3 separate regions of the Homo sapiens genome follow, and regions 1 and 2 are each linked to region 3. The links are chromatin contacts, found by Hi-C in ENCODE. All regions are on one chromosome and are shown on one strand. The core of a region is the stretch at or near the end of the contact, and the rest is flanking DNA. Distances in the headings are between cores, read along the strand shown. Region 1 has its middle 45 kb from the start of IGLL5. Region 2 holds the start of GRK3 (G protein-coupled receptor kinase 3). Region 3 holds the start of ADORA2A (adenosine A2a receptor).

What was found. A loop is a pair of places that touch in the nucleus more often than their neighbours do. Pooled maps may share reads with other maps.
Region 1: a loop to region 3 is called in a map with no recorded cell type, with 8 times the contacts of the local background. The contact joins the enhancer-like site here to the promoter of ADORA2A in region 3. A Hi-C loop is called at or near these places in 5 of 37 single-sample maps with no recorded cell type and 3 of 50 pooled maps.
Region 2: a map of B cell shows a loop between it and region 3 (13-fold over the local background). The contact joins the promoter of GRK3 here to the promoter of ADORA2A in region 3. A Hi-C loop is called at or near these places in 1 of 168 maps with a recorded cell type or tissue (B cell), 1 of 37 single-sample maps with no recorded cell type and 2 of 50 pooled maps.

Annotation. Positions count from the first base shown.
Region 1 is chr22:22,931,153-22,934,226 of GRCh38, reverse strand. No RefSeq gene overlaps it. Among named protein-coding and RNA genes, the nearest start is that of IGLL5, 45 kb to the right of the region's middle. RefSeq lists a silencer at 1-29 and an enhancer at 2,053-2,162. Within about 2 kb of position 1,643, at least 3 of the 41 ENCODE cell types and tissues checked have a DNase peak (open chromatin) inside an H3K27ac peak, as active enhancers do.
Region 2 is chr22:25,563,320-25,566,020 of GRCh38, reverse strand. It overlaps GRK3 (G protein-coupled receptor kinase 3), which reads right to left and starts at 1,346. Exons shown (of 21, transcript NM_005160.4): 1 at 868-1,346. The coding sequence starts at 980. It overlaps GRK3-AS1 (GRK3 antisense RNA 1), which reads left to right and starts at 605. Exons shown (of 4, transcript NR_183564.1): 1 at 605-941; 2 at 1,662-1,931; 3 at 2,540-2,701. RefSeq lists an enhancer at 134-649 and silencers at 761-1,010, 1,321-1,420.
Region 3 is chr22:24,426,028-24,428,855 of GRCh38, reverse strand. It overlaps ADORA2A (adenosine A2a receptor), which reads right to left and starts at 1,257. Exons shown (of 3, transcript NM_000675.6): 1 at 1,110-1,257. The region is part of intron 18 of SPECC1L-ADORA2A (SPECC1L-ADORA2A readthrough (NMD candidate)); the gene reads right to left. RefSeq lists a silencer at 1,067-1,176.

The DNA.
Region 1 (3,074 bases), core at 394-2,893, 1.5 Mb after region 3:
AGGATGCAGCTACCTGTAGAGTTGCAGATGTGGTCAGACCTGAGGTTTAGGGCCTCTACTCTCGGCCTTGCTCTCTCTGGGCCCTGCCCCTGCCCCTCTGCAGAGCTCTGGGGCTTGGGGCACTCTGGTCCACTGGCCTGGACCAGCATGAATGTTCATGGCCTTGGTCCACCGTCCAACCCAGAGAACTGTGCACCCTGCAGGGCCCTGCCTTGGGCCTGGCTCCCAGCATCCTCTGCTCATTCCCTCTCCTCCACCGGGTGGTCACTACCTGTGTCCTATGCAGGGCCCAGACCTCTTTTCTCCCTTGTTCCCTGCCCCCCTGGAAGCCTGGTCCATCTTGGAGCCCATCCATGTGGCACAGACTCCAAGGACTTCCTGGGTATTAAGTAGGGTGGCAGGCCAGGTGACGTGGGGGACAGAGTATGGGGCCTTTGAGGTGAGCTTTCAGGGTGCTTCCATGAGGGCCCTTGTGCACTACTGTGGCCCTGTGGGAAGAAGGGATGCTGTGGTCACTCCTATACCTTTGCTCACACTCACCCCTAACACACCCGTCCTCTCTCTGCCCTTCAGTCCTTGATCCAGCTCCTAGGCCTGTTTGAGGTTGCTGCTGCCACCAGGCTACCTTTGATGACCACATGGAATCCCCAGTATCTCCTGCCCCTTGTCTTCTTCAAGCAAGGGGGTCTCATCTGCAATCTGAGCTCTGGGCTGGGCGGGGACAAGTACCCCCCCTTGCTTGCTTTACTTCAGGAACTGGCCTGGGTGGCTGGCATCCTGTGCATGTTGAGGGGACGGTGGTGGGGGATGCCAGTGGATGAGCTGATTGAAGATGGTGCTGGGTCTAGGGCCACCCTGTTCAGCCTCGTGGGTGGGCCTGTGGGGAGGAAGGCAGAGGTGGGGGCACTCATCCCTGGCCTGCCCACCCTACAGTTCGCATCTTATGTGTCAGGTGACATGTGCAATGGCTACGTGTGGCGGGCCTGGCTCCTGGCTTTCCTGGGCCAAGGGAGCTCCAGGCTGGTGTCCTCTAAGAATGAGCTGGTGAAGTCCCACAGGTGGATGGGATTTGCCGTCTGCAGGGGTGAACCCAGGCCCTGAGGCTGGGTACTTGGTCTCCTCCCATACTCTCATCAGAACCTGGAGCCCTGGAATATCCTGGGAACGTTTCCTCCACATGGAGAAAGACAGGGAGGTCTGTAACGGGGGCAGTGGGTAGGATCTGGTCATCGGACAGGGGGCATTAAGCCTCACCACAGTGGCCTGTTCCTCACACCTGTCAACCTCTCTTTGACCTCAGCATCTAGACCCAGCATGGGGAAGACTGGACAGGGAATGGGGCACCCCAAGGCCACAGCCCCCTCCTCCCATGAGAAGGCACACTCCAGGTCTCACCTGGGGGTGGGCTGGGGCAGTCCTGCCTTGCCTGGGACACCATGTGTCAAGAGCCCTGCACAGGCCAGGCCTCGGGGCTTGTGGAAGGATGAGTGTGTGTGTGTGTGTGTGTGTGCGCGCGTGTGTGTGTGTGTGCATGTTCAGATATATGGATGGACAGACACACAAATAAGTGACTGACCAGTCTGAGGTCCTGCCCACTGGGTAGGGACCCCGGAAGTCCTCTTGGCAGCTGTGCTTCCAGGAGCTTCGTTACTGCCTCAGGCTCTGGGCTCCCAGGGAAGCTCTTGGAAGGGTTCTTGTTTCCCTTCCCATCCCCTTACTTGGCCCAGCTCCCTTGAAGGGTCCAAGACCTGGGGGCAGCAGGTGGAGTGTGATCAGCAGGGTCCCATGTCCAGCTCTGGCCAGCCCTGCCCACCCCAGGCCCCTCTGAGCTCCAAGTGTCTGGCTGTGCCCCCCAATTGGGCACAGCTCTGAACCTGGCATTTAGAACGGTTCCTGGGGAGCTGTGAGGAGGGGGTAGGGCCTGCATGAATAGAAGCTTCTGGAGCAGAAGGTGCTACTTCTGATCATTGATTGACCATGATCTCCAGACCCTGTCTAACTCAAGCCTGGGCACGGGGCTTGGGTGTCTTGGTGCGGGGACACAGGACCATTCTCCAGCTGGGCTGGTGGAAGCTTTGGAAACTGAATCGCCCCCCTGCCTCCCACCCTGGGGAGAAGGAGGCACCTGCTGCCAGGGCTGAGGCTTGGTGGGGTTTCCCAGCTATTTCGGGCCTCAGGCACTCTTGGTTTCACCAGGCCAGCTGCACTGGGGTGAGGGTTCCAGGGCCGGTGGGGAGCCCAGCATGGGCAGGGGGCTGGCCTGAGGCTGTCTGGGGCTGGAACAGCCCAAGGATGAAAACAACCAACGGCAGAGACAAACAAAACATCTATTTTCCATCTGATTGTCCCTCCCCCCACCCAGAGAGTCAGTTTCCATTATTATCAACCCAGCTGCACAGAGGGGAAACTGAGGCTGAGCTCGAGCCACTAACTCCAGCCACAGGGGCCTGGCGCTAGTCAGGGCTCCTCAGTCGCTGGCTGCCTCCAGCCCCTGGGACGTCGCCCCCCGTGAGACCCCAGCCAGGTGCTCCCTACCCCCCATCCTCTGCCCTATTTCTCCCCAGCACAAATCCCGCCTCCTACATGACATTGTTCCTTGTCTGTTGACTTGATTTCCCTCTCCCGCAAACATGAGCTGTCTGAACCTGGCTGTGCCTGCCTTAACCCTGCTGGGTTTCCAGGAGCAGCAGGTCCTCAGAAGAGAGCTGAACATGTGACTTCGCTCTGGGCAGCCCCTGAGAAGGGGGCTTACTTACCTGGCCGGTCTGGGGTCTCACCTTCTTCAGCTACTCTGCCCAGCAGCCCCTGGGGACCAGCACCCCTTCCTTCTGGGAGCTGCTCTCTGCTGCCCAGACCTTTGCAAACTTTCTGTCCCCTGTGGGAGCCCAGGCCAAGTCTGACCACCACTTCCCATCCTCCTCCCCAGACAGGTCAGGAGAGGATGTGTCTAGGGGTCTGAGTGGGAGGCTCCCCTTTGGCCTGAAACTGTGAAGATGAGGCCCCTTTCTCCTCTATCATTTCCATAGTCAGAAAGTCCCAACATGTCCCTGCACAGGCTGGGAACTGGGTGGGCA
Region 2 (2,701 bases), core at 97-2,596, 1.1 Mb before region 3:
ACCTTAATAATAAATCATTTGAGAGAAAATTGCAACTTGGTATGCACCTCACCGAGCCCCTCGCCAATTCAATCGGGCCCTCCTTTGATAATTTAACAACAAATTCCTGTCTGGAATCACCCATTCAAGTGTCTTTTTAAGTGACTCCTGTTTCAATTTTTTAATAAAGTGCCACCAGTAGATCTACAAGTTGAGGAAAGCAGCTCAGGTGACACACTTGGCACCAAAAAGAATACTGAGTGGGTCAAAATCCTGCCCGGGGACAAAATAGAAGAGAAGCCGAAGAAGGTGACTAGACTTAATAGACTTCAAGAAGAGCAAGTACTGAAAACAGCAGTTTAACTACCTCGGACAATAAGCAACAAGCCTGCAGTCCCCAGGTAAGCGGCCCAGAGGGAGGTGAGAGGATGGAGTTGGAAAGGGGGACCAATGAGCCCGGGAAGAAGGAGCGACCAGGATGGAGCGCAAAGCAGTGACAGGCAAGGAGCCAACGGGGACTACACCAATGCAACAGGAAGAACCACGGGGATGGGACAGGGCAGGACAGGACAGGGCTGGGGGGAGGGGGCGACAGGGATGGAGCTGGTCCAGCCAAGTCATAACCAGACCCTGGCTGGGGCGCTCGCTGCGCGCAGGGCGCCGCGCCGGGCACTTTGGAGCGCTCTCTCCCGGGGTGCCCCCCACCGGCCCTCCGATGCCCCATTTCAGAGACTGGAACGACGAGGCCGGCCCCGCATCGCCCGCTCCGCTGTGTCACCCGCCCCGGGGCAGCGGAGGCTCAGCGCCCGACCCTCCAGGAAGCAGGGGGTAGCTGGCGGCCGCAGGGGGCGGCGGCTTGGGGCCGGCGCCGGCCGGGGCAGCTGGTACCTGGGCTCCGGCAGGACGATCCTCTTGCTGGCGCGGGCGGCCGGGGTCGCCTTGCTCTTCTCCATGGCCATCAGGTAACTGACATCGGCCAGCACAGCCTCCAGGTCCGCCATGTTGGCGAGCTTTGGCGGCGGCGGCGGCGGTTACTCCGGACCTGGACGGGACGCGCGCCCGCCGCCGCCGCCCGCCGCGCCCCGACCTGGGGGGGCCGCCCCGGGGCAGCCCCCCCCTCCGCGCGCCCCCGCCCCGCGCGCGCGCCGCGCGCCCCACTAGCGCTCTGCGCGCGCCGCAGGCTGTAGCCGGCCGGGGTCGCAGCACGCCTCCCCGCTCCGCCCCCTCGCGCGCCGCCCGGCGCCCCGCGCACGCGCGCCGCCCCCTGCTCCTTCAGCGAGGGTCTGCGGGGAGCGCGCGTCCAACGGTCAGCGCCCCTCAGTGCACAGTCCCAGCGGCCTCGCTGGGCCGGCGCCTCCCGACCAAGTCTCTACGGTCGCCCTCCCCTCGGGGTGGCCACGAGGGACTCCTCCTCCTCTTCCTCCTCCCCTCCCTCCCCCTCGGTCTCCGCCTCCTCCTTCTCCTCCTCCTTCACTGCCCCGACCTCCCGCCCCAGGTTCCACGCGCTCTGATGCCCGCCCCGCTCACCCAGAGAAGCCCTGGGCCAGACGTCCACAACCCAAGGGGTTATGGGGAGGCCTCTGCTCCCTGGACACAGTAGTTCTCAAACTGGACAGTGTCAATCAGCATCCTCCGGGAGGTCTGGGGTGGCCCCGGAAATACATGTGTCCCACCTATCCCAGCAGGTAATGATGAAACTCCTGCTCTGGTCCGGGCTACCGGTGAACAGCGCCCAGCGGGCCGGGCCCCCAACCTCGCTCCTGAGCCTGAACATCCCCCCAACCCCACCGTGAGAATTCAGCGAAGAGTAAAAGCTGGAAAAAGTTGCGTGTCTTAGGCTAAGCAGAACAAAGTGGGGTGACGGCTCCCCGGCTAGGAACAGAGATGCCCTTAGGGAGCCCTCTGATGGAAGAGCTCTCCGCTTAAGAAGGTCACCACTCCCTTACACTCAGGTGAGAGGTTTTAGTTTGGGTGTTGAAATGGTGTTGAGAAATAGAAGGAGAGAGAGTATTCCTGTCGTTAGGGTTTTACGGTCAATACAAGAGACAATTAGGGAGCATCTGCTGCGAGCACACTCGCACCACGAGGGTGATTTAGGGAAGTGGAAAAGCGAGATACAGCCCAAACACCGAAGCTGGGGGGAATTTCCAGCTTCCTGATCTTCGGTCTCGGTGTCTTTCATCATCACTCCACCCCGATGCCTGGGGTTTTCAGTTGCTTATTTTTCTACAGTGTGCACACAAGTCCGCATTCAGGATCCATGTGACACTCAGGCTGGAGTGGTGGTAAGGGACACGCAGGCAGTCTTAGGAAGACCTAAGCTGGAAATTAATGTTTTAAAATCCCTTTCATTCACCTGAATTGGTCACGTATTTCCATGAGCCTAGACGTTGCTAGAATTTGAGTGAACGTTCTGTCCATAACTTACAGGGTTAACGGGACCCACCAGATACAGTTAAGGTCAAATTTCAGATATTTCATGTAATGTCATTGCAGAAGCAGCCTGATTCTGTCATCAAATAGCCTGTTTCCCTCTTTTGTTTTCTCTCCCACGCCACAGCCCCCCTCAATCTGATTCCCTGCTATGCCTGCCATCACCACTGGCCAGTTTTACCACATGCTTCTCAAGACCCAAGGCACAATAGGCATAAAGTTGTCCTGAAAAGGACAAGAGGAGTGTCAGAAGTAGGAATGGCAGTTGAAGGAGCTTCGTCTGCCAGCA
Region 3 (2,828 bases), core at 8-2,507:
CATCTGAGCATATGGCAGGGGACCTCAAAGGAGGAAAGGACCCAGGACATTCCTGGGAGGCGGCTGCTGCCCTGCAGTTTCAGGCACTGCAGGCCACTCCCTGTCTCCACAACATTGGCTCAGCTAAGAGGAGTCGCAAATCAATTTCAAAGCGCAAGAGGTATATGAAGGCTAAGAAAGGTAAGCAACAGAATAAAAAACATGGAGGTGAATTCATTCCAGTAGGAAGGAAGGTAATACAGTAATCTAATAATGATTTCAGAGACCTTTAGAATCTCCAAAGAGGCAAAGAAAGGAATGGCATCCGTAGACAAGAATGAGAACTTCTGAACCGACTGGCGGAAATGAAACAAGGACAGGTGGATATGAACAAGAAATAATACAAAATCCAGGGACTGAAAAATAGAAGGACTGAAGTAAGGGATGTGGTGAGCTTCAGGCACACGTACAGTGGAAGAGACGACTGGGGATCTGAAGCTAGTACTGAGGAATTCTCCCAGAAACGCCATGAAGAGACCTAGTCTAGGAGGAAACGGTTGAGAGGCATGGGGTGGACTGAGAAGCATCAACAAGTGGCTTGCGGGAGCTCGGCAGGGCACGGCAGGTTGTGGGCCCCACTATGACTGGCTTTTGGGATGGCCCAGGGGGGCCTGGGCATGAACCTCCCAGAACCCAGGGCCCCAGGATCCCCATACCCCTTCCAAACTCATCAGCGCAGGTGCCTTCCTCACTGCCCAGTGGTAAGCAGCCACCCAGCACGGGCTCCACTTCCCTCCTGACCTCCGGGGCTGCCCGGTGGCCCTTACTTCAGGCGCTGGGTGCAGGCTGGGCCCGGGACCCAGAGATACACCTGGCATCCCTCCCCCACAGCCCGGGTGCAGCTGCAGCTCTCTGCTCCTGGTGGCAGGATGTGGGCAAGATGGGGCCAAGACCCAGCTCCCTGCAGCTGGAGGCTAAGGCTCTGAGCCTGCCTCACAGAGCAGCCCCCACATCGCAGCCCCGGGGCCAGTGCTGGGGGCCCCAGCTCCTGCTCCCCACACCCCCATGTGTCCAGGCTAGGGGCCAGGAAGGCCACAGCACCCCCTCCTCCCCGCCTGGGGGCCACTCACCCCCTCACACGAGGCTTCACCTGACAGCCCTCCTCCGAGGGGCCGCACCCCGCACCAAGGTGCTGGGGGCCCACGCTGTGCTGAAAGCAGCTTGGCTGGGGGCGGCTCCTGCTCCATGTCACAGTCCCTGAGGCCCAGGCAGAGCTTCCCCTCTGCACGCGGCTGCTCACATGTACACAGGCTGTGGTGAGCCACGTCACGTCACGTGAAGGATTGGCACCTGCACCTCCCTCAGATGGCGGGCAACAGGTACTATGCCGCTGAAGGGGGGACAAGGGAGTGTTTCTAGATGGCCCCGCGGACACAGAGCCCAGGAGTCCTGGGCGGGACCCTGTGGGAGGCTTGAAGGGGCAGTGCTGGGTGCAGGGCCTCACAATGCCCCAGGGTGGCTGCAATGAGGATGGGAGGGGTGAGGACCGGCTGTTGGGTCCCTGGGCAGGTGCGACGAGGCAGCCCCGGAGGCTGACAGGAGGGCAGGGTGACCAAGCAGAGCCTGGCCACTGCTTCTTCCCCACTGAGCAGCCTCCCCCAGGCTGGCTCAGGGTTTGCAGAGGCCACTGAGGGACCAGAGGCGAGTCCTCCTGTGACACGGGCAGACCAGCCCGGGGCCTCTGGGGAGAAGTCTCCTGCCCAGATGCCAGAGGAGACACCAAGTGGCACCATCGGCCTCCCTCTGCTTGGCCAGCTCCGGCAGCCTCTCCACCAGGTGACGGCCGATGCCAGAGACCAGGGCTGCAGCGGCACATCCGAGGAGTGGGCACAGAAGAGCAGCAGCAGCCCCTGCCCAGTGACTCCTGGAACAAGCTTCCCCTGCGGGGTGTTGGCGGGGGGTGGTGAGAGAATCCCCATGGCAACTCACAGAAACATCATCTGGGTGAGACTTGGAGGAGAAGGTGAAGGGAGAGAGGTATCGAGAGATTCTAGCAGAGAAAATGCCCGAAGCCAGGGTCCTGCCTTCCCTGGGCTCCCATCATCCCCTGTGCTGGGACGAGGGGCAGCTGCTCTGCTGCTCCTCTCTCCACCTGATCCTCCCCAGTCCCTGGCCAGATCCATGGAGTCCAGGCTGCAGGGGCCCAGGCCTCCTCCGCCATGAAACTGCCTCTTCCCACCACCCAGAGCCCCAGGTTCTGCACAGGATGTGGGCAGTTGTGTGGGGGCTCCTCTCTGCACCCCAGCTCCATTCCCTTCCCCATCTGGGCTCCTCTGCTCCTTGCAACCTCTGGACCACCCACCTCCTAGGACCAAGCCCCTCCTGTCAATGGCCCAGACCCTTCTGGGAGCTAGAACCCTCCCATTCACCAGCTCAGCTCCTGCCTGTGCAGTCTCCTCTCCACAGCACCCCCACCACACATGCCCTAAATCCCCTCAGCCTGTGCTTCCCGCCTTCATCCATCCATCCATCTTCTGTCTGTCCTTCCTCTGCTCTCCTGCGTGCTCAGGGCTCTGTTTGCGCTGCAATAGACAAGACAGACCCCGCAAACACGGTTGGGAAGGCAGTTCTAGCTCATTTGGGGTTAGGTGGCTCGGGTATTAGGTCTGTGAGAGGGTACTAAGACCTTCTTTGGAGTGTCAGGACACAGCTGAGAGCCACCAGGGGCTGTGGTCCCACACAGCAGGCACTGCCCAGGCCTCACCTGGACTTTGCAGGACGTGATGCTCTCAAGTCACATGCTGGCTCCCAGGCCAACTACCATTCATATGTCCCTCTGCCAACAGCAA